Linked DNA regions of Homo sapiens: regions 1, 3, 4, 5, 6 and 7 are each linked to region 2. A link is a loop called in an ENCODE intact Hi-C map of the cell type or tissue named here. Cell type or tissue: PC-9. All regions are shown on one strand.

Evidence for each region. Hi-C counts contacts between places; a loop is a spot of excess contacts. Peaks named below come from ENCODE experiments on the same cell type or tissue, not always from the same donor. Only the 100,000 strongest peaks of a DNase experiment are listed, where the experiment ranks them.
Region 1: a loop joins it to region 2, with 4 times the contacts of the local background. A loop is called at or near these places in 3 of 110 quality-filtered maps.
Region 3: a loop joins it to region 2, with 15 times the contacts of the local background. A loop is called at or near these places in 109 of 110 quality-filtered maps.
Region 4: a loop joins it to region 2, with 4 times the contacts of the local background. A loop is called at or near these places in 4 of 110 quality-filtered maps.
Region 5: a loop joins it to region 2, with 5 times the contacts of the local background. A loop is called at or near these places in 10 of 110 quality-filtered maps.
Region 6: it touches region 2 in a loop (7-fold over the local background); 2 of 110 quality-filtered maps call a loop at or near these places.
Region 7: it touches region 2 in a loop (3-fold over the local background); 26 of 110 quality-filtered maps call a loop at or near these places.

What each region holds. Positions count from the first base shown.
Region 1 is chr11:70,138,344-70,142,343 of GRCh38, reverse strand. The region is part of intron 11 of ANO1 (anoctamin 1); the gene reads right to left. Among named protein-coding and RNA genes, the nearest start is that of ANO1, 62 kb to the right of the region's middle. RefSeq lists enhancers at 1-751, 752-1,565. In PC-9, no CTCF peak of the experiment used is centred here; a DNase peak (open chromatin) is centred at 2,093; H3K27ac peaks cover 1,717 bases.
Region 2 is chr11:69,913,864-69,917,863 of GRCh38, reverse strand. No RefSeq gene overlaps it. Among named protein-coding and RNA genes, the nearest start is that of FGF3, 96 kb to the right of the region's middle. In PC-9, CTCF peaks have their summits at 518, 726, 2,027 and 2,226 (motif pointing left); DNase peaks (open chromatin) are centred at 2,113, 2,553, 3,083 and 3,463; H3K4me3 peaks cover 2,909 bases; H3K27ac peaks cover 4,000 bases.
Region 3 is chr11:70,189,602-70,193,601 of GRCh38, reverse strand. No RefSeq gene overlaps it. Among named protein-coding and RNA genes, the nearest start is that of FADD, 12 kb to the left of the region's middle. RefSeq lists an enhancer at 1,630-1,689. In PC-9, CTCF peaks have their summits at 1,670 and 1,873 (motif pointing right); a DNase peak (open chromatin) is centred at 1,901.
Region 4 is chr11:69,702,476-69,706,475 of GRCh38, reverse strand. FGF19 (fibroblast growth factor 19) reads left to right here and starts at 2,454. Exons shown (of 3, transcript NM_005117.3): 1 at 2,454-2,831; 2 at 3,112-3,215. The coding sequence starts at 2,600. RefSeq lists enhancers at 1-143, 683-1,045 and a promoter at 184-2,381. In PC-9, CTCF peaks have their summits at 1,565 and 1,768; a DNase peak (open chromatin) is centred at 2,205; H3K4me3 peaks cover 1,208 bases.
Region 5 is chr11:70,126,627-70,130,626 of GRCh38, reverse strand. All of the region lies in intron 10 of ANO1 (anoctamin 1), which reads right to left. Among named protein-coding and RNA genes, the nearest start is that of ANO1, 50 kb to the right of the region's middle. RefSeq lists an enhancer at 1,004-1,836. In PC-9, no CTCF peak of the experiment used is centred here; DNase peaks (open chromatin) are centred at 2,074 and 2,406; H3K27ac peaks cover 915 bases.
Region 6 is chr11:70,155,980-70,159,979 of GRCh38, reverse strand. ANO1 (anoctamin 1) reads right to left here. Exons shown (of 26, transcript NM_018043.7): 15 at 3,992-4,000; 16 at 2,959-3,033. Among named protein-coding and RNA genes, the nearest start is that of FADD, 45 kb to the left of the region's middle. RefSeq lists an enhancer at 3,635-4,000. In PC-9, CTCF peaks have their summits at 1,415 and 1,626; a DNase peak (open chromatin) is centred at 209; H3K27ac peaks cover 1,198 bases.
Region 7 is chr11:70,066,345-70,070,344 of GRCh38, reverse strand. It overlaps a transcript of ANO1 not described here. Among named protein-coding and RNA genes, the nearest start is that of LINC02753, 3.0 kb to the right of the region's middle. In PC-9, CTCF peaks have their summits at 2,008 and 2,208 (motif pointing right); a DNase peak (open chromatin) is centred at 2,134; H3K4me3 peaks cover 1,115 bases; H3K27ac peaks cover 3,609 bases.

The DNA.
Region 1 (4,000 bases), 220 kb before region 2:
TGGGTGACTTGTCAACTCCATGTAAAATCTCAGGCCCAGCCCCTGGGAGGGGTTCCAGTTCCATCTCTGGCATTTCATTAAAGTTGGGACCATCTTTCTCCGGCTTTTTGCAGCCAGGCTCAAATCAGATAAACTCCTTTGTTCTTCGTGGAACTGACAAGCAGTTAAAACCCCATTATTATGCTATAATTTCAGAAAATGGATCCAAGTGAATAGCTAAATAGGGCTCAAGGCTGCTTAATGAGACATCTTATTTGAGGCTTTCAAATGTCAGAAATTCCAGACAGCAGCAAGCTGAAGTCTCTGGGACCAACGTGTCAGCTCCAGGAAAGCTGGACCCCACGGTGCAGTGGAAGCAAAGATTAAAACAGCAGGCTGGAGGTGATTCATCCACCGTGAATACGGACCCCCACACCCCGGCGGGCGGGTGGCCACGACCAGGCTCCCGGCTGCCAGGCAGTAACAGGTTTCTGTCTCTTTGCCATTGTAGGAGCAGAAATGTGAACAGCTGGAGGCCGGAAAAGAAAGGACACAAGCGGAGAAGAAACACCAGAGGAAAAATAATCCCTTAGAGGGTAAAGAACAAATAATTGAATAAGGGATTAAAAAACACACAAGGAGAGATCCCTGGTAATTACCCTTGACAGCCAGTGTGAAAAGGGCCCGGGATGGGGGCTTTGTCCCTCCCCTCTCCGCTCACACCTCTCAGCCGCAGTAGGTTCTTTCCTGTTGCTCCTGTCTTGATTTAGAATAAGCTCCTTTTCTCTAAAGCAAATGCTTCGTGGGAGTGGCCTGGCTTTTTTGTGAATTCCCCCCGCCCCCGCTCAAAATGGGAGCGTGCAGACGGAACTTGTACTTGACTGTATTTGACAGTCGGGGCACATTTGTTGTCTCCCAGGGCTGAAGTGGAGCTAGGGAGGGGTGAGACAAGCAGCAAAGCCTCCCGCGGGGTCAGCAGGCACAGAGTCCCCCACTCCCAGAGTCGGGGGAATGTAGCCATCTGCTACGAAGGGGCTGGCCCGCAGCTCTTGGGGCGCAAGGCACTAGGTGTGCAGTGAAGAACTGCAAAACAGGCAAGCTGGCTTCTCGAAACAGGGCCACCAAATGAACGGCCACAGCCCATGGGGGACGGCGCGCTCAGTAGCACTACGCCTACATGTCCCCTGCTACTGGCTTACGGTACATTCCTGCTACCCCAAGAGGGCCCTGCATGAGGGAACGTTTGGACAGAGAGGTGGGACCAGGGCACGTGCTGAAACCTTGGAGGCAGATGGGCCGGGGTGCGCATCTGAGACGTCTGTTAGGGACCTGTTAGCTGTGTGATTTTGGGCAAGTCGCTTACCCTCTCTGTGCTTCTATCAGAGGCATTCCAACCAGAGAGACTCCATCTTGAGTGAGGACTAGGAAAAATGAGGCCGGGGCTTGCCGGGCTGTATTCCCAGAAAGTGAGGCATTCCCAGCCTCTAGATGTTTACATTAAGGGACAGATTGATAATGTTTACTAAGCAGACCCAGACTCAGGAATGTCCTGATATCCCGAGATGTTGAGAACAAAAGCATTCCTAATTTCGCTTTAGAGATAATAATATTGATTCTCACAAAATATAGTAATTAAGACAATTAATCCTTTATCACAAACCCTTGTAGCAGAGTATATCTCCCCATGATTTTCTTTGTTATCCTCTACATAAACAAGCACTGTACCTAGGGTAGGCACGGTCCTCCTCTTACTTTGGGAATGCCCTATTCTGTAGCCATTCTTTCACTCCTTTACTTTCTTTCTTTCTTCTTCTTCTTCTTTTTTTTTTCCTTGAGACAGAGTCTTGCTCTTGTCACCCAGGCTGGAGTGCAATGGTATGATCTCGGCTCACTGCAACCTCCGCCTCCTGGGTTCAAACGATTATCCTGCCTCAGCCTCCTGAGTAGCTGGGATTACAGGTACCTGCCACCACGCTCGGCTAATTTTTTGTATTTTTAGTAGAGAGGGGGTTTCACCATGTTGGCCAGGCTGGTCTTGTACTCGTGACCTCAGGTGATCCACACACCTTGGCCTCCCAAAGTGCTGAGATTACAGATGTGAGTCACTGAGCCCGGCCACTCCTTTACTTTCTTAATAAACTTGCTTTCACTTTAGACTGTGGACTCACCCTGAATTCTTTCTTGTGTGAGATCCAAAAACCCTCTCCTGGGGTGTGGCTCAAGACCCCTTTCTGGGAACACTTTAGCGTCTTCAACAGAGAAAAGAACAGAGCCTTGGTCTGCTGTGGGGTTACAGAGAGAGCCGGTGTAGAGCCCTTAGCCCGGGGCCTGGCACGGAGGCAGTCCTCAGCGCAGCTCCCAAAGGGAAGGAGGTGTATTTTTGTGGAGTCAGACGGGGAAACTACTCTAGGTGAGAGAAAAACTTGGAGGTAATCCAGTCAGGAACAAGCAAGGCACGTGTTCAGCACACACGCCAGCCGGAGCCAGTTAGTAATGCCCGCGGAGTAGGGCCTAGAGTCAGGTATTTGGGGCTCAAGATGGAGACTTCTTAAATAACTTGAAACAGAAGTACCATTTAACTCAGCAATGCCATTACTGGGTATATGCCCAAAGGAATATCAATTGTTCTACCATAGACACATGTATGCATATGTTTACTGCAGCATTACTTATGAGAGCAAAGACATGGAATCAACAAAGATGCCCATCAATGGTTAACTGGGTAAAGAATATTTGGTGCAGGCCGGGCGTGGTGGCTTACACCTGTAATCCCAGCACTTTGGGAGGCTGAGGTAGGCAGATCACCTGAGGTCAGGAGTTCAAGACCAGCCTGGCCAACATGGTGAAACTCCGTCTCTCCTGAAAATACAAAAATTAGCTGGGCGTGGTGGCGGGCGGCTATAATCCCAGCTACTCGGGAGGCTGAGGCAGGAGAATCGCTTGAACATGGGAGGCAGAGGATGTAGTGAGCTGAGATCGCGCCACTGCACTCCAGCCTGGACAACAAGAGTGAGACACCGTCTCTACTAAAAATAGAAAAATTAGCCGGGCATGGTGGCAGGTGCCTGTAATGCCAGCTACTCGGGAGGCTGAGGCAGGAGAATCACTTGAACATGGGAGGCGGAGTTTGCAGTGAGCCGAGATTGTGCCACTGCACTCCAGCCTGGGCGACAGACACTCTGTCTCAAGATAAAAAATAAAAAAGAATATGTGGTCCGTATACACCAGGGAACACTACGCAGTCATAAAAAGAAGGCCTTTGCAGCAACATGGATGGAGCTAGAGACCATTATCCTAAGCGGACTAAACGAATGCAGGAACAGAAAACCAAATGCCACATGTTCTCACCTTTAAGTGGGAGCTAAACATTGAGTACACAGGGACACAAAGCAGGGGACAGGAGACACCGAGGCCTACTCGAGGGTGGAGGGTGGGAGGAGGGTGAGGATGGAAAAACTATCTGTCGGGTACTGTGCTGGTTATCTGGGTGACAAAATAACCTGTACACCAAACCAACGGCACGCAGTTTACCCATGTAACAGATCAGCACATGTCACCTCTGAGCCTAAAATAAAAGTTGGAAAGAAAAAAAAACTGCAACTAAAAAAAAAAGTTATGAAAAAGTATTTGGGGCTCAGAAACCAGAATTCTGGGGTTCAAGCCCTGCTTACGAGCGGGTGTAAGTTTGGGAAGGTTGCCCTAGTTTGTTCATCTGCCAGATGGGGTCATAGAGCTATTTACCTCCTTCGGGGGGAGTTAGTGAGTCAGCACGCGGGAGATGCTCATGACAGTGCCTGGCACAAAATAAGGCTCACCTACCTTCAGCTGTGATTCTTTTCTTTTCTTTTTTTTTTTTTTGAGACGGACTTTCACTCTTTTTGCCCAGGCTGGAGTGCAATGGCGTGATCTTGGCTCACTGCGACCTCTGCCTCCTGGGTTCAAGCGATTCTCCTGCCTTAGTCTCCTGAGATTACAGGCGTGAGCCACTGCGCCCAGCCTTTTTTTTTTTTTTTTTTTCTGA
Region 2 (4,000 bases):
AGAGAGGGAGAGAGAGAGGAGAGAGGGAGAGAGAGAGGAGAGAGGGAGAGAGAGAGAGGGAGAGAGAGAAAGAGGAGAGAGGGAGAAAGAGAAAACAGAGAGAGGGAGATAGAGAAGAGAGGCAGAGAAGAGAGAGAGGGAGAGAGAGAAGAGAGGAGAGAGAGGGAGAGAGTGAGAGGAGAGAGGGAGAGGAGAGAGGGAGAGAGAGAAGAGAGGGAGAGACGGGGGAGAGAGAGAGGGAAACGGAGAGAGAGAGGAGAGAGGGAGAGAGAAGAGAAGAGAGAAGGGGAGGGGGCCAGAGAGGGAGAGAGAGAGGAGAGAGGGAGAGAGAGAGAGAGGAGAGAGGGAGAGAGAGGGAGAGGAGAGAGGGAGAGAGAGAGAAATAGAGAGGAGAAAGGGAGAGAGAGGAGGGAGAAGAGAGTGGGAGAGAGAAGAGAAGAGAGAGAAAGAGAGGAGGGGAGAGGGGGAGAGAGAGAGAAGCGGGGGAGAAGAGAAGAGAGGGAGAGAGAGAGAGGGAGGGGAGAGGGAGAGAGAGAGAAGAGAGGGAGAGAGAGAGGGAGAGGAGAAAGAGGAGAGGGAGGGAGAGAGGGAGAGGAGAGAGAGAGGAGAGAGGGAGAGGAGAGAGAGAGAAGAGAGGGAGAGAGAAAAAGAGAGAGGGAGAGAGTGAAGAGAGAGGGAGAGAGGCAGGGCGGAGCAGGGCAGGGCCAGGGCATGGCTCAGGAGAGAGAGGGAGAGGAGAGAAGGAGAGAGAGAGAGAGAGGGAGGGGAGAGAGGGAGAGATAGAAGAGAGGGAGAGAGGGAGAGGGAGAGAGAGGAAAATCTTCCCAGGAGGGGCAGTGCTGCTGACTTTGAAGATGGAGGAAGGGGCCACAAGCCAAGGAGCACAAGCTGCCTCTGGAAGCTGGAAAAGACAAGGCTTGGGTTCTCCTAGACTCTCCAGGAGAAATGTAGCCCTGCAGACACCTTGATTCTAGACTAGTGGCATTCCTTTTTTCTTCTTTTTTTTCTTTTTCTTTTTTTGAGACAGAGTCTTGCTCTGTCACCAGGGCTGGGGTGCTGTGGTGTAATCTCAGCTCACTGCAATCTCTGCCTACCAGGTTCAAGTGATTCTCCTGCCTCAGCCTCCTGAGCAGCTGGGATTACAGGTGCCAGCCACCATGCCCAGCCAATTTTTTGTATTTTTAGTAGAGACGGGTTTCACCATGTTGGCCAGGCTGGTCTTGAACTCTTGACCTCGTGATCCACCTGCCTTGGCCTCCCAAAGTGGTGGGATTACAGGCGTGAGCCACTGCACCTGGCTGAGATGAGGTTTTGCCATGTTTGCCAGGCTGGTCTTGAGCTCCTGACCTCAAGTGACCTGCCTGCCTCGGCCTCCCAAAGTGCAAGGATTACAGGTGTGAGCCACCATGCCCGGCTGATGAGCGGCATTTCTGACTTCCAGAACTGTCAGGAGAATCCACTTGTGCCATTTCCAGCCTGTAAGTTTGCAGGCATTGATTGCAGCAGCCGTTGGAAACAAACACATATCCCGTTCTAGGAAGGGATTCTGTGCCTTCTCAGTGAAAGAGGTCCCTTGGGACTGTTTCCTGTACTCCCAATGCCCGGAAGGTGGACTCCAGCCTCACTCTGCCCAGACCCCAAAGCTGGGGGAAAGAGGGGAGGGGGCCAGCTGGAGGCCTCTGGATGCCTTTCGGGGGGAAGTTGAAGGAGCCAGCGTTCTCCCAGGGGAAGCGAGGCAGCTGTGCCTGCTCCTGGCTGCCTGAGGACAAGGCGGAGGCTGGGGCTGGGGTCTTAGGGAGAGCGCTCCCCCATTCCCTGAGCCATGCCCCGGCCCTGCCCTGCTCCTCCCTGCTGGAGCCTGCCAAGAGTGACCCAGCCGGAAATCATAGAACATTCTTTTGGGATACGTTTTCTCCTATTTTTAAACTGTTGCTTTATTTTCTCATAATTTGTTGAATGTTTAACTTCAACATCAGAGGTGAAAAGGGGCCAGGAGCGAGGACACTGACCCGTCTGTCCTGCCCTCCCCACCCCCACCTCACTGGAAGCCTGGCTCAGAACACTCTTAGTCCCACTCTATAGGGGGTGGAGGGGTGCAGGGAGACACTGAGGCTTGGGGCGGAAGTGACTTGGCCCCCATCACTCCACTGCTGAAGCGGCAGGGGCTGGATCCTGGATCCAAGCCCAGGTCCCCGAAGCCACGTCCGGCTTTTCCCGGTGACACTGTGCTGCCCCCTAGAGGCGGTTGCTTTTCCAGAAAGTGCTAAGTGGACCTGAGCTGCAGGGCTCCCAGGGCAACCATGCCCTGCAGCCCCTGTGGTCAGCCCTAGGGCTCCAGCAGACCCCACGGGTCAATTGGGAATAAGTTTGCACCATGTGGAACACAGCCAGTCACAATGCGGGGCGACAGGGAAGAGCCAGCATCCCGTCCGTGGGGCAGGGTGAAAGCCCAGGAGACTGGGAACGAGGCTGTGATTCACTTCAACGAGGGGCCTTAAAAATATAGCAATGAGTGTCTAGTGCCTTGTTTGTTCAATGAATGTACTGAGTCCTGCTATGTCCAAAGGATGACTCAGACAACTTCTGGGGAGCATCCTGGGGTCCATGCCTCAGACCAACCTCTTACACCACCTCCACCTTCCTTCAACTTCTTTCCTCTTTGCTTTGGCTGCTAGGAAGCTCCCACCCAGTTTGTGTAAGTGAGGTCCAAAGCCTCTCCCCTTGGGCCCTGGAGGATGCCCTGTTCTGCTTTGGGCTTCTCTTTTGGGCTTCCTAGTACACTGCCTGTGCCTCCCAGCAGGCAGCAAGGAGCAGGGCAAGGGGAAGTCATGGTTGAGAAGCAGTCTCGGGGGCAGGGGGGTCCCGGGTTGGGTCCCAAGATGGAGGGCCCCCCCCCCACAGGCCACTTCTTGGCACCCGTGATTACCCACCTGGGCCTCCTGGTACCTCCAGGAGCCTGCTCCAGAGTCTGTCAAGGACACACAGATAAGATCTTGCCAGATAAGGATCCATTGACCCCGGGCATGGAAGGAGACAGCAGGGCCTCGAGCTTAACCACATCCTCCTGGCATCAGACCCACCTGGGAACAAAAATACCAGGTGTGGGTGGGTGTGGAGCCTCCGGAGACACTTCCCAGCCTGGCACAGCCCAGCCAGGACACCTCTCAAAGGTGAGGAGGAACAGGAAATTCCAAACCCGTCCCCACCCCGGAGTCAGCCTTTGAGTCCTTGCACCTTCAGCCGCAGCCTGACCTTCTGGGCCCTCAGTTTCTCCCCCTGTAAAGCAGAACCACAGCAAGCCCCCCACACAGGGGTGGAGAGGCTTAGGCGAGAGGGCCGTGGAGGTGCCGCGGAAACTGGAGGTGCTGCGCTGTCGGTGAAGGCCCTGGCCTCTTCTCCCAGGACTCTGCTAGAGAGAGCCGGCCCTCCTTAAGATGCCCAGCCCCCTCCCTGGCTGCAGCCTTCTGGGGCCTAGACAGGTAGAGGGAAGACAAGGCGCTGGCTCCAGCAGCTCCCAGTGCTGCCCAAGGGCTCCTGAGCTCGGCTGAGGGGCTCCACCTATTTTAGCCTGAGACCCTGTGTTCCCAGTGAGAGCCTTGGGGCTGCAGGGCTGGGCCCAGCCTGGACGCTGCTCCCTGCTTCTGGCCAGGGAGAGCCTGATGGTCACAGAGAGGTGGGTCTCAGAGTTTCTACAGGGTGGACCCCCGGAGTGTGGGTGCCTTATCATCTCCTGTCCCCACAACCCCCTCCCTGGCAACGTCATGCTCCAAAGGGCTTATTTCCCATCGGTGGATCTGGCTTCAGATCCAAGGAGGAGCCTGGGGGAGCCCAGGCCTGGGTCCCAGCCACACCTGCCCCATCATGTTGGCCCATGTTCCCACTTAGGTGGGAGATCATAAAAACTAGGGTCCCTGGGGGTCAGCCCCAAAGAGTCCCATTTGGCAGGGGTGGGGTGGGGCAGGACTGTGGGGCCGTAAGGAGGAGGGACTCAGGGAGGCTC
Region 3 (4,000 bases), 280 kb before region 2:
GTTTGGGAGGGTGAGGAGACTCAGGAAGGGCAGGCCCCACCGGGCTGCAGTCGAATGTGAGCATGAGACCTGGCGAACGTGGGGCTGTGCAGCAGAAGGTGTGATTTCTCAGCAGAACATGCAAACGTGGACTTTAAATGCCTGGTTTTCATATATTAAATTAACTTCAAAAGTTAACATGTGCTGAACCTACCGAACAGAGGTTGTCTTGGGCTTGATGCTATTCATGGTCCACCTCCACCCTCAGAGGAGAGCAGCGGAACCTGCATGGCCGGCCACCAGTGTGTCATTGCCAGGCCTGGTGGTGCAGCCGGTGCCCTCAGACCTCAGGGCCCGCTGGGCTCGCCCCCAACCCTGCCCCCAGCCACACTACTCTAGGGACCAGTAGTAGAAGACTTTTTGTGCCAGGCTCCTGGGTCCAAGGGGTGATGTGCTGCCAGCTTGTGGATGGCTGCAGTGGAGCCCTGAGCCTCTCTGAGCCTCCTGTGCCCATCTGTATAATAGCGGCACTGGCTGCAGTTTCCACCCTACAGCAGCCATGACCCCAAACATAAGTCAGATCCCATCACTGCCCTCATAGACACTGCCCAGCCCTGCCCATGGCACCTACCACCAAGTTCAAAGTCTTCACTCAGCCGGAGCCCTGCATGAGTCGTCTCTAGCCACCTCTCCTGCGTCTCCTGTCACCTCCCTGCCCCTCTGCTCCTGGAGCTCGTCCAGCAGCTGCTGCCTTGGCCTGTGCACCGACTGTTGTGTGTTTCTGGCTCCTTGTTGCTCAAGTCCCAAGGGGCCTCCCTGCGCAGTGTAGTCACTCACCCTCAGTCAGTCACACTCCCTGCTGGATTTTCATCAGCGCTCCCTTTTCTGAAGTTGTCTGGTTCCACGGTTGATTTTCTGGTTCAGCATTGGACTTCCTTTGTGAGAATGTCATGTGGGAGGGAAGGGGCTGTGTCCTTGTTCTTCACCCTTCTCGTCCTAGTGCCTGACACACAGTGGGAGTTCATTTTTTTTTGGTGTGTGTGTGTATATATATATATATATATATATATATATATATATATATTTTTTTTTTACTTAGAGACTGGGTTTCACTCTGTTGGCCAGGCTGGTCTTGAACTCCTGGCCTCAAGTCATCCACCTCGGCCTCCCAAAGTGCTAGAATTACAGACGTGAGCCACTGCACCTGGTCTAATTTTTATTTATTTTTTGAGACAGGGTTTTGCTCTGTTGCCCAGGCTGCAGTGCAGTGATGCAATCATAGCTCACTGCAGCCTTGACCTCCTGGGCTCAAGTGATTCTCCTACCTCACTCTCTCGAGTAGCTGGGGCCACAGGTGCCCGCCACCATGCCCAGCTAATTTTTTTATTTCTTGTAGAGACAGGGTCTTGCTATGTTGCCCAGGCTGGTCTCGAACTCCTGGGCTCAAGCAATCCTTCTGTCTGGGCCTCTCAATGCAGTAATCCCTCATGTGGGATTACCAGCATGAGCCGCTGCACTTGGCCTACAGTAGGAGTTCAATAAATGTTTCTTGAATGTTCCATACATGTTTATGAGGTCTGGCCTTCAGACTTGGCATTAAAGCGCCCTGAGATCTTGGTCAAGAGCCTGTTTCCTCATCTATCAGATGTGGCTGAAGGTCCCCACCTGTGCCCTCCCAGGCTCTGGGAGGACCCATGGAGACAGGAGGGCAGAGGGAAGGGGTTCCCGCGATGCCAATCCTGGGTGCCGTTCTCCCTGAGCCCTCCCTACAGGATTGAGAAAGTGGGTGCCGTTCTCCTTGGGCCCTCCCTACAGGATCGAGAATGTGGGGCCCAAGCTTTAGGAGGATGCGCCTGACCAAGGTGGCAAGGCGCTGTGCTGAGGAGAGCCAGCACAAGGGGGCGCCCGAGGCCTGCCACAGGTCGAAAGAGGCCCTGCCTTGTCCTGGCGGTGAAGGGAAGGTGGCCGACGCCGAGGGCCGCACAAGGACACTGTCCCCAGCCCGAAGCGCCATACTGCTTTGCTGACGCTGTTAAAAATATACGTTCTTTTATGAAGTGATAGTGATTATAGGTGACGGTTCTAAAAAAATGTCCCCACTTGCCCAAATGAAAACATTGACAACCCAAGGTCAGTCCCAAAACGTTTTGAAGAAATTTGGGGTCCATGAAACCCTAAATACTAGTCTGTTGGGTTGTGGGATCAGAGGTCGAGATATGGGATTCTTGGAAGAGCCTGCTAGAAAGTGTGACCACAATCCCCCATCCCAACATACACACACACACACACACACACACACACACAAACACAGAGGAATATGTGGTACATCTGTGCATACACACAAGCACACTCAGACACCAGTACATATGCACACACACCAGCACACATGCACACACACACTAGCATATATGCACACACACCAGCACATATGCACACACACACCAGCACATATGCACACACACAAGCACACATGCATACACACACTAGCATATATGCAGACACCAGCACACATGCACACACACACACCAGCACATATGCACACACACTAGCATATATGCACACATATCAGCACATATACACACACACCAGCACACATGCACACACACACCAGCACATATGCACACACACACCAGCACACATGCACACACACACGCCAGCACACATGCACACACAGCACATATGCATACACACAGCACACATGCACACACACACCAGCACATATGCGCACACACAGCATATATGCACACACACCAGCACATATGCACACACACACAGCACATATGCACACACAGCACATATGCACACACACCAGCACATATGCACACACACCGGCACATATGCACACACACAGCACATATGCATATACAAACACAGGCAAAGGCAAACACGTGTGTGAACCCTGGGGTGATGCACACTGACATGGTTTGGCTCTGTCCCCACCTGAATCTCATGTTAAATTGTAATCCCCACGTGTCGAGGGCGGGACCTGGTGGGAGGTGGTTGAATCATGAGGCGCATTTCCGCCATGCTGTTCTTGTGATAGTGGGTGAGTTCTCACAACATCTGATGGTTTGAAAATGTGGCACTTGTCCCCTTTGCTCGCTCTCTCCTGCTCCACCATTGTGAAGACGTGCTTGCTTCCCCTTTGCTTTCTGCTACGATCGTTAAGTTTCCTGAGACCTCTCAGTCATGCCTCCTGTTAAGCATGCAAAAGTGTGAGTCAATTAAACCTCTTTTCTTCGTAAATTATCCAGTCTCAGGTAGTTCTATTTATTTATATATTTTTTGAGATGGGGTCTAACTCTGTCACCCAGATTGGTGTGCTATGGCATGATCTCGGTTCACTGCAGCCTTTGCTTCCCAGGTTCAAGTGATTCTCCTGCCTCAGCCTCCCCAGTAGCTGAGATGACAGGTGTGCGCCACCATGCTCGACTAATTTTTATGTAACTTTTTTTTTTGGAGAGATGGGATTTTGCCATGTTGGCCAGGCTGGTCTTGAACTCCTCACCTCCAGCAATCCACCCGCCTTGTCCTCCCAAAGTGCTGGGATTACAGGTGTGAGCCACCACACCTGGGCTCAGGTAGTTCTTTATAGCAGTGTGAGAACGGATAATACATACATAAACCATGCAAACACATAAACACAGGCATTCACAAGTACACACACGCACTGTATACACACGTGCATGCACACATAGACATATACACACACATGCATATATGCACACGTGTCCACATGCACACACACCTGCACCCATATGCAAATACAAGCAAATACAAATGCATACATACACACGTGATGTACACAAACATGTAAAGACACAGGCACATGCACACAAGCAAATGCGAACATGCGTGCACATGATGCATGCAAAACACATGCAAATGAATAGGCACACACATGTGCATGCACAAATGCACACACGTACAGAAAGATGAAGTCCCAAGAACATTTAGAGCCATGCGCAGGCCGGCACCAAAGGAAAGAGATGCCTGTCCGTCAGTGCTGAGTTTGCAGGGT
Region 4 (4,000 bases), 210 kb after region 2:
CCAGGGAGCCCAGCAAACACCCAAGATCGTGTGCCTGGCCCACCTGGGGCAAACCCTCGAGGCCCGGCAGTCCATCTCTGTAACCGTCAGCTACCTCACATGAGCAGGATCCATCCCCTAAGCTCTCAGAGCATTGCTGTGCCTGTGAGATGGCCGGCACACAGCTGACCTCAAGGCCTGCCATCAACACCTTCATGAGTGCTACATCCCAGGCCCTCTCTGTCCCCTCTTCCTTGTCACCCTCAGGACAAGCCTGAGAGCAAGCTGAGAGGGCAATGGGTCAGCGGTCCACGACCTACCCAGGGAGTGGCCGGGTGTGATCCATGCTACAGTGGGTCTGACCCCGGAGCCCCTGTCCCGGGATAAGACGCAGCACAGCCTGGATTTACGAGCCCCACTGTTTGGGTTCAAATTCCAACTTCACCACTAACAGAGTGTGCGACCTTGGGTTACTCGGCCACTTTTCTGGGGCCATTTCCCTCCTGCTCCATGGGGGAGGGAGGAATAGAATACTGTGGGGGCTCTTGTGGAGATTTGAGCTGAGAACCTCCATGAAGCGCTCAGAACAGGGGCTGGGGGACAGCAGCCGCCTTCCTCATTTCCCCACCTCCCTGATCGCATCAGCCACTCTCTTCCCCATGTCCCTGGAAGGGGCTGCAGAGGGGTAGGGGTGGAACCAGAGGCTGCCATCGCCCCCACCCGGTTTGGGTCGTGTCCCCCAGTGCAGCCTCTGCCATCGCCCTCAAGAGCATTTATCACGCATTTACCACGGATCTTTAAAACGAAAGCTGCAGGGGAGGGTAATTAAGTTTAATAGGAGCCGCCGTCGATTTAAAGCCACAGGGGGGAAGTAATTAGATTTAACAGAAGCCACGGCTTTCTGAACCAAGACACACAGCGTGGGGGTCCCTGGTCTAGAAAGCCTTCGGGATGATGTCTTTTTGTAAAGACTTTCCTGGTGACATTTGCTGCGCCCTCAGTCATTAACGCCAGTCACTGACTGGGGAATGAATGTGGCCTCTGCTCATTGAAATTCATTAGGCCTGGCATTTCTCTCGCTGTCTCTCCTGTTTGCCCTCCCCATCGCCTTTGCGCTGGGCCAGGAGGGCTCTGCCCCCAAAACCAGCCTCCTGGGGCCCCACATCCAGGAGCTGGGGGTTTGGAAGAATAACAAGAAATAATTAGAGTTAAACCAAAGCCCCGTAGGAGGACCCCTTTATTCCCCGCCTGGGTATTCTCTGGATGTCGTTTTCTTTATTGGCAGGAACCGCTTCATGGAGCGGCCCCCATTTCTTTCCTCACCTGGCACCTGCCCGGACGCCAGGGGCGCCCATCACCGTTCCTGGGCCCCTTCCCGACCCCTCCCCACCAGGTAAGGCGCTCTCGACCTCCCCGACCGTGCTGTTCCTCCTGACCCCGTGCGCAGGGACTCGGGGACTCAAAAACCAGACCCCCGACACAAGACAGCTCAAAAAACGGGAAACGGAGGCCCAGGCCTCCCTCCCTGCGCCCCTGCCTCCACCACCCTCCAGCCGAGAAGCTGGGGTTCACCAATCCCGCAGCTGGCCCGCCCACCCTGCCCGAGAGCCTCCTTCCCAGTGCCCCCTTTCAGGTTGCATCTCGCGCACAGCCGCGGGGCCGGGGCGAGCGCGGAGCAGGCAGGGGCGCGGGGCCAGGAGCGCAAAGCCCAGGCGGACGCCGAGGCTGCGGCGCCACCTACAGTCCGCGCGGCTTCCATTGTTTCCCCGCCGGCCGAGAGCGCGCCCGGCCCCCCGTCGGGGGGCAATTTACCCGGATAAAAGGGGCGGGGCAGGAATTGCAAGAAGATGAAGCTGAAAGAACCTGAGACTGTCGGAACTGCCGGGGAAAATTCTACGGGACGGCTTTGACGTCAGATGTGCGGGGCTGCGAAAGTCGGGGGAGGGAGTGCGAGTGGGCTTTTAAGGGGAAGGGCACTAAGGCCGAGGTGAGGCTTTTCCCGACAGAGGGTGAAGGGGGCAAAACTCGGTGCCCCCCAACCTCTGGCCCCGGGGTTCCTGACCCCGCCCCCGCTAGTGCCCCACGCCGAGTGCATCCACTGGGAGCCTGAGGCCTGGGGGAAGGGCCCCAGTTGTCGATTGCTTTACAAAGTCAAACTCTCCCAGCCAAGAACCTCGGGGCCGCTGCGCGGTGGGGAGGAGTTCCCCGAAACCCGGCCGCTAAGCGAGGCCTCCTCCTCCCGCAGATCCGAACGGCCTGGGCGGGGTCACCCCGGCTGGGACAAGAAGCCGCCGCCTGCCTGCCCGGGCCCGGGGAGGGGGCTGGGGCTGGGGCCGGAGGCGGGGTGTGAGTGGGTGTGTGCGGGGGGCGGAGGCTTGATGCAATCCCGATAAGAAATGCTCGGGTGTCTTGGGCACCTACCCGTGGGGCCCGTAAGGCGCTACTATATAAGGCTGCCGGCCCGGAGCCGCCGCGCCGTCAGAGCAGGAGCGCTGCGTCCAGGATCTAGGGCCACGACCATCCCAACCCGGCACTCACAGCCCCGCAGCGCATCCCGGTCGCCGCCCAGCCTCCCGCACCCCCATCGCCGGAGCTGCGCCGAGAGCCCCAGGGAGGTGCCATGCGGAGCGGGTGTGTGGTGGTCCACGTATGGATCCTGGCCGGCCTCTGGCTGGCCGTGGCCGGGCGCCCCCTCGCCTTCTCGGACGCGGGGCCCCACGTGCACTACGGCTGGGGCGACCCCATCCGCCTGCGGCACCTGTACACCTCCGGCCCCCACGGGCTCTCCAGCTGCTTCCTGCGCATCCGTGCCGACGGCGTCGTGGACTGCGCGCGGGGCCAGAGCGCGCACAGTGAGTGCCCGCCAGCACCCCCGCCCGCCCCGCCGCGCGCACCCCACCCCGCTGCGCGCGCCCCACCCCAGCGCCCTTCCTTCCTTTGCCACCCTTAGGCTCCTGCGGACCCCTCAACTCCTGGGAACCCCAGGTTTTGGCACCTGGACGTTAGGATCCCTCCGTTAGTCCCCAAACAGCGCGGGACGCTAGGGAGAAGCACAGGCTTGTGGACCGACCGCACCCACGTGGTGCGGGCCCAGCGGTCCTTGCTGCAGCTTCTCGCTTCCCCTGCGCCTAGGTTTGCTGGAGATCAAGGCAGTCGCTCTGCGGACCGTGGCCATCAAGGGCGTGCACAGCGTGCGGTACCTCTGCATGGGCGCCGACGGCAAGATGCAGGGGCTGGTAAGTGTCCCCACGGGGCGGATGCGCCGGGGCGGGGGACCGGCGCCTGTCCCCGGGCGGAGGCCTGAAGGAGAGAAAGGCGCTGGTTCGAATCCAGGGTTTCCTCGCCTCCTCCGCCCAGACCCGCGTGCAACTTCGAGGGAAAGATTGCAAAGACCGATTAAGTGCATGTCCGACGATTTCCTACGGAAATTTAGGGTCTCAGCCAGCAGCCAGAGAATAGGCAAAAGCTGCCTTTGCATTTCCAATTGAGTCAAAGGCCGGCCTAGCCGGACCGAGGAAACCCATTATTCGGCCTCCTTTGATATTAAACAGGAAAACCCACCTCGGGCCTTTTCAGCCTCTGCCTGCGCGTGTGTGGTCCTCGCCTCCGTTTCCCTCCCTCCAGTATAAAAGAAGAAAAAAAGAATGGGAAAGAAAAAAGAGGATCTACCCATAACTTTCCTTTAAAAACAAATCAATTGTCAAGCAAGGCAGAAAACAGTGCATTTGGGATAGGAGAGATTTTTTTTTTAGAATTAATTTTTAATCTACCAGGAGCACGGTGTGGCTTAGACGCAGATGCGCTGGAGTCATGTTGCGCCAGGGGAGTGCTTTTCCTCCTGCGGGCCTCACCTGTCCTGTAAACGCTTTCTGGTGGGGGCAGGGGGTGGGGGCTGGCAGGGAAGGCCCAGGTAACCGCAGAGGTCCCGGGGCCGGAAGTGTACGAGCGCTGGGGCTCTGGTGGCCGGGAACAAAGGCTGGGAGTTCAAAGGAACGAACCCGCGCCCCTCCCGCGGCCCCGC
Region 5 (4,000 bases), 210 kb before region 2:
TGACTTACTCCCACTAATATTAGAAAATACTAATACTTCCAGGCTATCGGCGGCGAGAGCAGGAGCCTCATTACTGGCAGGCACAGATGTTCCACCTCACTTGGACCAGCACTGGGGACTGTTGCAATCCCAGAGCCCAGAGAGGGGAAGTAACTTGTTCAGGGCCACGCAGCAGAGTGGGAATGGAATCCTGGTCTGTGTGTATCTTCAAAGCCCAAGCACTGCCGGCTCTCATCTACTGCTCAAGGGCCATGGGGGGCTCCTTGTGGAAGTTGGGTGGCCTGAACTGGGCCCTCAACTGACTACTCATACCCTCCGTGGCCCTGGCCAAGTCCTTTAGCCTCAGATTCAGTTTTTCGTTCTGGAAAATGAGGAGGGGTCAGAATAAGGTCCCTTCCTGCTCTGGCCTGCTTTGAACTTTCTCCTTTCTGCTGCCTTGGACAAGGCTCTGGGCTCTAAGTACACACCCTGGCTGGTTGGGTCGGAGGGTGATGTGGGGGGATGCTGAAGTGGGTGTTTGTTTTTTGACTTTCTGGATATGCTGAACTTATGCGCAGAACCATGCCTGGTCCACAGCAGCTGGTGCTTAATAAACGTCCCTTGCAAGGCTCTGAAGGGCCTCCTCTGTGCCCAGCATCATGGGCATTCTGGTTCAATTCTCTTCCTTCAGGTACAGTCCCTAAACATTTATTAAAAAGTGGTGTAGGGCCAGGCACGGTGGCTCATGCCTGTAATCCCAGCACTGGGAGGCCGAGGCAGGCAGATCACTCGAGGTCAGGAGTTTGAGACCAGCCTGGCCAACATGGTGAAACCCCGTCTCTACTAAAAATACAAACATTAGCCTGGCATGTAATCCCAGCCTGTAATCCCAGCTACTCGGGAGGCTGAGGCAGGAGAATTGCTTGAACCTGGGAGGTGGAGGTTGCATTGAGTCGAGATCACACCACTGTACTCCAGCCTGGGCGACAGAGTGAGACTCTGTGTCAAAAAAAAAAAAAGGCGGGGGGTGGGGTGTAGGTACTGCATGTATCTGGCACAAAAGATGGATAGGTTAAGAAGAATTCATTGCAGCCACAGCCTGGAGCATGGAGGAAGTGTGTGTGTGTGCATGGGAGCAGGGGTCGGGCAGGGTGAGTAGGCACACACAGCCGTTGGGAGAACCTGCACTCTACGGTCAGCTAGCTCTGGGTTTGTATCTCAGCTCTTGCATTTTGTGATCCGTGTGGCCTTAGTTTTCCCGGCTGCAGAATGGGGTTGCTGATAGTGAAGAGAAGCCGTGTTAATAGGTTGTCAGGAGGATTAAACAACCAACAACCAACACGAGTGTGGCCCTTGGAACAGTGCCTGGCACCCCTCGGCCATCACGTGGTCACCAACGCTGTTGTCATTATTATGCAATAGCCAAGCACTTTGCAGCAGCAGTGAGTTTTAAACACGAGCCAGGAGCCGGCCTTTCGGGGTTTATCTCATGCCCCTCACTCAGCCTCCTCTCTTCTGAGGGCCTCTTGAGGGCAGAAGAAAGCAGCGTTTTGGGGGGTTGGGGGCAGGACGTCCCCAGTTGGGCACAACGCGAGCCCCTCTTCCAGAGAACAGGCATGTGGAAGGCCATCCCCATCATCGCCAGCATGTGGCCCAGGCCACAGTGACCACCTGGACTGAGGATGGCCTGGAGTCCACAGTGGTGGGACTGGGGACAGGCAGGGCCAAGGCGTACACCAACGGCCTGCCCATGAGCCCTACCGCTCTCCTAGGCTCTCCTCCCTGCCCACCTCAGCTTCTCGCACAAACACCATCAGCCCAACAAGAAGCCTTTTTCTGCTGGTTTTAAATCCCCCTCCGCCTCTCACTTCACCGCCTTTAGCCAAAATACAAAGAGCAGGAAGCTCTCTTCTTCAGAGAGGACCGGAGGTACAAGGGCAGCAGGCGGCTCCATGCTGGGGCTTCCCTGCAAGCTTGGTGGGGATGGGGCGGAAGCTGCAGGGAGCACGCACCTCCCGCTTCGCTCCAGGTCGCCTGCTGGGCAGAGGCCTTGGCTTTGGCCTCATCTCCGCCCACAGCGGCTGAATCCTGAGTAACTGCTGTTTGCATTTCTGACCATGTGGTGGAAGGGCCGAGCTGGCATGGCCAACCCCTGGGCTGGCAGAGCCTCCCTGCTGGGGCCACCCTCCAAGGGAAGGAAGGAAGGAAGATGGAGGTCCCCCAGGCTTCCTCCAGGGCTCATGGGGAGAATCCTCACCTTACACTCACCATTTTCCTCCGGCTTTGAGCTCCTAGCCTAAAGCCAGCCTTACAATCCCCACCAAGTCTGGACTACCTTGATCTTTACCACAACCAAACCCAAGTGCCCAGGACCTCATACCATATTAGCAAACAAAGGGAAACCTTTCTCCTGCCTAGGACCAAATTAACACCAAAAGGGAGATAAGCCAGATTCCTCAGAGCTTTGATTCGGGGGTGGGGGTGGGGTGGAATATTTTAGGTGTTATTCATGTATCAAAACATCACTTAAACAAAAATTGACCAGATATGGTCTTTTTGTGCTGCAAAGAGTCAGTTTCTTTCCTAAGACTGATTGGGTCTTTACAGACAGGCTCAGTGGATACATTTTCTAAACTATACCTCTGCTTTAGAGATACTTGGCAGGAGTGGTTCGAAAAATAACCAAACTAACATTTTAGGGCTTTTCTGAGACTTGGAGCCCTTGCAGGGCAGGGTCAGCCCAAATTCCCCTTTATAGTCAATTCCCTGGCAGAGCGATTTGCACGCTGAAGGCACTGCCTGTCGGCATAGAAACCCTGCCAGAGGTTGGGAGCCTGGAATTATCCTTAGGTTCATGTCAGGAAATCTAAGAAACAGCTACAAAAGCAAGCACCAGAGGGACTCTGCACACTGAGGCTGAGCTTCTCAAAACTTGACTCTTTTTTTTTTTGGCTACAGGGCCCCACTCTGTTCCCCCAGGCTGGAGTGCAGTGGTGAGACCATGGCTCACTGTGGCCTCGACCTCCCGGGCTCAAGGGATCCTCCAACCTTAGCCTCCCAATGTGTTGGCATTACAGGCATGCGCCATCGCACCAGGCAAAACTGGACTCTTGTTCTGAAGTCATGTGGGGGAACTGGGCCCCTGAGCGAGGCGAGGCTGTCTCAGGTCTGGGCCTTCTTTTCCGAGCTCCCTGACGTCTGACATACCCTTGGTGAACAGCAGAAGGCACATCGGATCTACATTCAGATGCCTGCCTATGCTGTGGGATGCAATCCTCCCTTATGGAACAGTTCCTGCAGAATTTCTCGGGGCCGTGCAGATAAGGGAAGCAGGCAGCCTTAGGAAGCTGGGCAGGTGGAACCTACTGTACAGCCCACGAGCGCCAGCCTGCACTGAGGCCACTAGCATTCGCATCTCACCTCCCGGGAGCACCAGCCTGCACCGAGGCCTCTAGCATTCATGTCTCACTTCCTGCAAGCACCAGCCTGCACCGAAGCCTCTAGCGTTCACGTCTCACCTCCTGGGAGCACCAGACTGCACCGAGGCCTCTAGCGTTCATGTCTCACTTCCCGCAAGCACCAGCCTGCACCGAGGCCTCTAGTGTTCACGTCTCACCTCCTGGGAGCACCAGCCTGTACCGAGGCCTCTAGCATTCATGTCTCACCTCCCGCAAGTGCCAGCCTGCACCGAGGCCTCTAGCGTTCACGTCTCACCTCCTGGGAGCACCAGCCTGTACCGAGGCCTCTAGCATTCATGTCTCACCTCCCGCAAGTGCCAGCCTGCACCGAGGCCTCTAGCGTTCACGTCTCACCTCCTGGGAGCACCAGCCTGTACCGAGGCCTCTAGCATTCACGTCTCACCTCCCGCAAGTGCCAGCCTGCACCGAAGTCTGGCATTCACGCTCACCTCCCGCAAGCACCAGCCTGCACCGAGGCCTCTGGCATCCATGTCTCACCTCCCGCAAGTACCAGCCTGCACCGAAGCCTAGCATTCATGCTCACCTCCCGCGAACACCAGCCA
Region 6 (4,000 bases), 240 kb before region 2:
CACCGGCTTCTGCAGGCATCTGCCAGTGACACATGGTGACTGCACCCTGCCCAGGAAAATGCCTGCAGCCCTCACCACACCCTGACTAAGGAGAAGCCCTGCTGCGAGGCGTGGGGACCACTCCCTGGCCAGCTCCGGGGAACAAGGGCTTTCCTTGGAAAACCCCTCGGTCCTGCCAAGAGGCCTCCAGGATGTCTGTCCCCGTGCCAGCATGCGGAGGTGCAGCTGGAGCGCCAGGCCTGTGGGTGACTCAGCGAGGGAGGCCCTCCACCCCAGCGGGCGCGTCCCCTGCCCTGCCATGGGGCAGTCGGGCCCACAACAGGCACGCCCTGCAGCAGGCTCCCTTCCAGTCTCCCTGGTCCATCTCCCCCGCATCCCCAGGACCAGGGGCGTGTGGGGCACATCCTAGGTGCTCAACCAACGTTTGTTCGCTGAATGAAACTCCCAAGTTGAAGACAAAGCTGTGTCCTCTTCAACCCTATGAAGCCCTTGTGACAGGGGTTTACCAGTACGTCAAGGCTGGGAAAAGAGCCGGCTACTTCCCTATCCAATATCCTCTGTCTTTCCTCTACCATCCCGCCTTGCTGAGATGGCAGTGTGTGCTCATTCCTGAGCCTCCCTGCAGAGGAGGTGGCCACGTGAAACAGTTCTGACCAATGAGATGCAAGCAGAGGTGTGGTGGGTCTTCTGCGAAAGCACCTTCAGACAGGGGCTGCCACCCCTGGCCCATCTCTTCCCCCACCCTTCCCCTTCTTCCAGCCTGGAGAGTGGAAGTGATGCTGGAGGTGCAGCAGCCATGTTGTGACCAAGAGGGGACCCACTCCTAGGACAGGCTAGCAGAAGGTCAGAGAAGCCAGTGACTCTGATGGCATCGTGGGGCCACCAGACCAGCCCTAGACGGCCACCTCCTTCCCGGCCCCGCACTGGCCCTTCTGCGACAATGCTGCTGCTTCTGCAGTGGGAGTGGCTGAACCTCAGGCTAGCCTCCCCTGGGTGAGGGATGGGGAGGCTCCGGTTATCTCCCAACCCCCTAGCCTGGCACCTGGCCAGAGGGGACACATCCCCTCAGCACGAGGCCGGGTGCCCTCCCACCAAGTCACCGAGAGCACAACAGCCCCCAGCCCCCAGCCCCCACCGAGGGGGTCCCCTTCTCCAGGTAAGGGGGATGAGCAGGCCCCACCACTGAGGCCACCCTCCTCTGGACTTCTTTATGTCGGCCAGCGTCCCTCTTACTGTACCTAAGAGCATGAGGGGACACTGGATCTTCCCACTTCTTCCATGACTTGGTCAGGGGGCCCTTGGCCCCTCACTCAACCCAGAAAACAAAGACAGCCCCCCGCCTCTGTCTCTCCAAGTTCCTACAGAATGGCATGGATCTTGGAGCAGACAGCCTGACTGGCACCAGCTTCTGCAGGCATATGCCAGTGACTACATGGTGACCACAGCCACCACCTCTGGCTGGCACTGGAGGAGAAGTGCAGCCTTCTGGCTTTAGTTTCTGTATCAGCAGGAGGGGGATGGTACCAGGACTGGCCAGTGATGAGACGCTCTGGTGAGGCCCTCAGTGCACAGCTGCCAACCTGGGCTCCAGTACCAGGACTCGGGGCTAGGTGGCCACAGGAGGCGCTGCCTTCAAGCTGTTGGGCTGGACGAGGGCAGGGTCATTTGTAACATGACCACGGCTGGCTCCGAGTACTTGGGGGGTGATGGAAACACAGCTAGCAGGCGGCCAAGGCCGAATCCATTGGGGGTTGAAGTCCCTGGGATTGAAATCCCCTAAAAGCCACAAGATGTTTGCCCACAAGCCACGTCACAGACTTGTGGTCCCTGAGTAGCACTATCGTGTCCTGTCTGCATGTTATTTATTTAATAGTTTTCTTTTTTAAAATTTTTAAAAATTTGTTTTTACTTAATTTAATGCTGATGCCTGTATCAGGGCTCAAGTCATGTTTTGGTCACAAAATAAACATAAACAGGTTTTTTTTTTTTTTTTTTTTTTTGAGACAGGGTCTCGCTCTGTCACCCATACTGGAGTGCAGTGGCGTGACCACAGCTCACTGCAGCCTCGACTTCTCAGTCTCCAGCAATTCTCCCACTACAGCCTCCCGAATAGCTGGGACCACAGGCGCGCACGACCACGCCAGCTAATTTTTGTATTTTTGGTTTTGCCATGTGGCCCAGGCTAGTCTCAAACTCTTAAGCTCAAGCAATCTTCCTGCCTCGGCCTCCCAAAGTGCTGGGAATACAGGTGTGAGCCACTGCACCCGGCCCATTTAATGGTTTTCTTAAAAAGTCTTCAGTTTCATCTTAAATGATATCTTTGAATCCCAGGCTTGAATTACTAGATACTCAAATAATTGTGTCTCTCAAAATGAAAGCTGTGTATCAGGGACCACAGAAATCATCTCATGTACTCCCTGGCGTGTGAAGCCCCCACTGGGGGTCACTTTGGAACCCTGGTCTCTTCCCATTTTAGGGGTAGTGGTGAGTCTTCCCCACCCACTGCCCTGAGGAGATGGGGCCGGCGCACCCTGGGACCAGTGGCACCACCGTGTGAAAGGCTGAATCAGGTCTTGGAGGACACCAATCGCATCCTTTTTTTTTTTTTTTTTTGAGACAGAGTCTTGCTCTGTCACCCAGGCTGGAGTGCAGTGGTGTGATCTTGGCTCCCCGCAACCTCTGCCTCCCGGGTTCAAGCAATTGTCCTGCCTCAGCCTCCTGAGTAGCTGGGACTACAGGCATGCACCACCACACCAGCTAATTTTTGCATTTTTAGTAAGAGACGGGGTTTCACCATATTGGCCAGGCTGGTCTCGAACTCCTGACCTCAAGTGATCTGCCCGCCTCGGCCTCCCAAAGTGCTGGGATTACAGTCGTGAACCACCACGCCCGGCTGAAGCCAATCACTTCCTTGCGGTTTCCCCTGACTTCGTCTGGCCTTAACCTTCTGGAACTTACCATGAAGATGATGGAGACCAAGTTAGTGAGGTAGGCTGGGAACCGATCTCTCCATGTCAGCTTCACTTTGTCAGTCTACAACACAAAACAATGCCGGTCACTGTCTGGAACCATCACGATGAGACATCTCTGTGTGTCAGCGTGGGTGCATGTGCGTGCGTGCATGGGCCCAGGGACAACTTGAACAACAGAAATACTCAGAAAAACCTCAAAAATGCCCACAGGTGATGAGCCAGTGCAAACGCATAGGGTTCCAAGAAGCATTTCGGGGTTTATCACCTATGTCACAGGATAACGGGAGCAAGAACCGTTTAACACTGTGATTCCTCTGTGTGTAGGACATTGTAATGCCAGCTGCCTTTCTAAAGACTGTTGGACCCACGTCTGGGAGAAACCTGGACTTGGAGTCCATTTCTTCAGCTAAAAGTCTCACTTCTAGGTCTAGAAGATGGAAGATGTTTTCCCAGTGCCACCCAGACCATAATAGTTATTTTTCCTTTGTGGAGCAAGTTGAAACAAGCAGCTAGCACTACAAGTTAAAACGTCGTCTGCGGTGACACATGTCCTGAAGGCTCTCAGAACCCAGGGTTGGCTTGGTCTGGAGAAACCCTAGGTAGAAGCTCATCACTAATCCGGGATGTTTCAAATGGGGGTGGATTTTTCCATGGGAAAATGCATGTATTAGGTCACAGAATGCAGACGGGCATGACACCGGAGGCCACTCGTTCTGGGGTGGGTGGCATGCATGTTAACGAGGAGACCAAGAAACACTTGCAGGCAGTTGTGACAAGCACGTTTCACGAGCTCCAAGTCAAGCCAGAGCCCCACCCCCGTCCCCGCCACCGCAGACCCACCATAGCCATGCAGTGCCATCGCAACATGCTGGGCTCACTGGGTGCCGAAGGAAGACAGAGAAACACGGATGTGAATGTTAAAAAAAAATATATACAACAGTTTGTTGAGGAAAAACACAATCGACTTTGATTGCCTGCAAACAGTCAAGACGCGCGCTGCCCGCAAAATAGAAAAGTACCAATTTCAC
Region 7 (4,000 bases), 150 kb before region 2:
TCCATAGAATCCGCCACCCCTTATCTGCAGAGGAGTTCGCTTCATCATCTTGTTTTCCCTCTGCCTCCCCTCACCCTCCTTGGCTAGAATGGCGGCTCCAGGTGATTTTGTCATAATTTGATCGCTCATTTTCATGCTGAAAATGACGTGAGCCACAGAGACCTAGAAAAATGCACAGAATTGAACCAGCTATCCAACAAAGTTGAGCCCCAAGGCATTGACTCTTAAAACATAAGGAAGAGAGAGCATGAGACAGAGTGGCCTCTGTGACAGACAGTGGCTGCCTGTCTTTGCAAAATGCATTAATGGCCAACAGCAAATTAATTAAGTCATTTCAATCCCTTCGCTTATGTAGACAAAATCCAAAGATCCGTGTCATATAGGGTTAGTAAGTACATGCATGCACATCCTTGCATGCATACACATACGACAACTCATCCCCAAAGGGTTAAAAATGGACCCGACATGGGATCTCCTCCCCAATGGCATGCATAATCAGTGGTTCTAGTGTCCATCCAGAAGCTCTTCCTGAATACAGATATTTAAGATTTTTAAGCTCATCACAGCCCAGATCCTCCAAGACACATAGTCATATAGAGCCCAGGGGCCACAGGGCTGCCTGCCCCGCCTCTAACGTAGATTATCGTTTTCCAAAAGCTGTTCCCAAGACTCAGTGTCCCTGCCTCTTAAGCAGGAATGATTACATCTGAAATCAGGCTTTCTGGAAAATCAAGTCAGCATCCCTGCTTCTTAAACATGAACGATTACGTCTGAAATCAGGCTTTCTGAAAAATCAAGTGTCCTCCTCCCCCTTTAAGCTCATCACAGCCCAGATCCTCTGTGTTAAACAGATCTCAAATCTGTTTAGCTTGGGGACCAAACAGAGTGGGGCTGTTTTCCCTTAAACCCATCGGAAGGAGTTTATTCGTCAATTTTCACTCCACTATTTGACTCTCAGCTCAAGCACCTTGAGACGTGCTTGGCCGTCCACTCCTCTGTTCCTGTTTCCTTCCAGTTTGATGGAGAAGTCTTTCCTCCAACCTTAGAGGGACTCTTTCAAAGCCACAGGTTCCTTCTGGATCTCTCTGCAGAACACACTCCCTGGTTCCTTCAAGCCACATCTCAGAAGAGAAAGCGGACCCTTTCCTTGGTCAGGGAGGATGGTGGGGCTTCCAATTCTTTCCCAAAGGAAACCAGGGTAAAAGCAAAGAACCCCCAGCCCATGCTCAGAGATGGCCCCGGGCCCTCTGTGAGTGGATTCATATGGCTTGTTTCACAAGGCAGGGGGACCCTGTGGAGGGGGATATTCTTTCATCAAGGAGGTCCTGAGGCATGAAGCCCAGCCTTTGTAGATGCACCTAAGAAAATACATGGGCCTGGGCCCCCCTGGTCCTTGGAGCTGGATGAGTCTGCAGCGGCTGGTGACATTGGGGACCATCAGCTTGCAGAGAGCATGGTAACAGCCTTCCTTCCCTACTGCTGCCTGTCACAGCCTTGTTTAGCTTGGGGACCAAACAGAGGGGGACAGTTTTCCCTTAGATGACCACTGGGACTGCCCCTACCCGCCTTCCCACCACTTCAGAACAGTTGGAGGAGTGGGCTAGGGAAAGAGTAGGGGGCGTGCCAGCGAGAGAGCCCCTTACCATGGAGCAGACATAGGCTAATGGCCTCCTCCTCCCAGGAGTTAATTGTATTCTCTTGGGCTGGACTTCATGTTTCCTGGGAGCTGTGACCCTCCTTCCCTCCTGGCTCACGTCTCCAAGCCTTCTGCTAAGAAACCACCTTTCCAGGGTCTGCCCTGGCCCCACTCCCAGCCCCTTCCACTGCTTCCCCGCATCTGTTATCTGACAACTTATTATTCTCCCTGCACCAGGAAAGCAGGGACCTTTGTTTTTTGTTTTCTCTGTATTCTCAGGACCCAGCGGAGCCTGGCACACAGTAGGTATGCAAAGTATCCTTTGAAAGGATGAACAAATGAGCTAATGTCCTTTGTCGGTGTCCACAGATTCTAGCACCCGCCTAGTGGAGGACAATGAAGAGTTTACCCACAGGTCAATTTTTACCCGATTCAACCAACCCCTGCACGGACACTTGCCTCTTAACAGGAGGCTGTGGAATCTAAACAAACAGGTTCTCCCTAGGGGCAAGGATGGAGTTGTTGTCTTAACATTTTCCAGCTGGTGGAGCTGCTGGGGAAAGCTGCTGAGGCCACTGCCACCCACCACAAAAGCCCCATTGAGAGCCCCGCCTTCTCCAATACGAGGGCTCCTGTCCAGGGAGGAGGTGGGCTGGGTTTTTCTGGCAGGAGCGTGTCCCCTCCACAGGGGCAATCAGCCTATTTATTAAGGTCCTTCTACGTGTTAAGCTGTGAGCCCAGGGCACAGACCCGCAGGTGTGAGGCTGATAGTCTGCCAGGAAGTCAGAAATCTGACAGCCACAGAAAAATGCTGAAGGACCAGGGGAGGAAAGGTCATGGTCAATTCCGGAAGACTTTGCACAGGGAGTGGCTTCTCAGCTGAATCCTAAACGGTCACTGGTAACTAGGAAGATGAAAAGGAGGGGTCGACTGCCCAAGCCGGGGCAGGGGGTCGGGAGGTCTGGAGGGACGGGAAGGCTGGGAAGGGCCTTGGGGCTGCCTGTGCATCCACCGGGTGCCTGTGAGCATCTTCTCAAGGTTGCCGGGCACTGGGGAAGAAGCAGCCAGCAAAACACGCACAGGCCGGGTGCGGCGGCTCATGCCTGTAATCCCAACTCTTTGGGAGGCTGAGGCAGACGGATCACTTGAGGTCGGGAGTTCAAGACCAGCCTGGCCAACATGGTGAAACCCCATCTCTACTAAAAATACAAAAATTAGCCAGGCATGATGGCAGGCGCCTGTAATCCAAGCTATTCGGGAGACTGAGGCAGGACAATTGCTTAAACCTAGGGGGTGGAGGTTGCAGTGAGCGGAGATTGCGCCACTGCACTCCAGCCTGGGCACCAGAGGGAGACTCCGTCTCAAAAAAAAAAAAAAAAAAAAAACACCCACGATTCCTTGTCCCCTTGGAGCTGCTGTCCAGCGAGGGAGGGGCAGGCAGACCATCGACAAAACAGAAGCAAATGACACGGCAGGTGGGATGCTCAGAGGTGGTTAAGCCCCACGGGGTAGAGGGGTTTGGACATGGCTGGAAGGTGGGAACAGCAGTTTCTCATGGTGGCCAGTACAGACCTTGCTCTGTGGGGGGCCCTTCATGACTGCTTGATATAAGGAAACTTTGGGAAGACTTAGACAACCAGGCTCCATTTTTATACAAATAAAAGGATTTTTGGTCACATGAGTTAGGAAAACAGCAGTGCCGGTCATGATCCCTGGACACCCCGGACAGACTGGCCTCCCCGCTGGGGGGCTGCTTTTTCAAGTTTGTTTTGGGCCCCTTTGCATGGGCCTGGGAGTGGGGACAGGCACTTCCTTGGCTGGACTAGCAGCATCCATGGGCCTGGCTGGCAGCAACCAGGCCGGGGCAGAGTGTCCCTCCTGGGGCTGACTGGTCTATGACTGTGGTCAGGTTGTGCCAGGACAGCCTCCGGGGTGCTTTGCTCCACCGTGGAGTTACGGTGATGGAGCTGGCAGCATCCCTGCCGCTGAAGGGGGTCTAATCTCCACGGGAGACCAGACGTCTCTGCTGTGCCGTCATTCAGGGAGGCCAAAGTCAGGGCTGCCACCCACCCCGCCCCCGCCACCAAATCACCAAGGAGAGGAGGACTCCATGTGCCCTCAACACATTGCAGACATTTGGCAAATGTTTGTGGGGGTGATTGTCCCAGGAGACTGTTGGGCATGGCTGACTCATCTATCAGAATGGAACTTTCTAGAGACTGATGATGGGTGCCAGGCACAGGCCTCCTCCCCCTCTGTCCCTGCAACCCTGCAGGGTGTCTTTGGACAAGTCATGTGGGCTCTGGGACCCCTGTTTCCAACTCAGTCCCAATAAGAAGACAGGCTGTTGAGATGTTAAGAGTG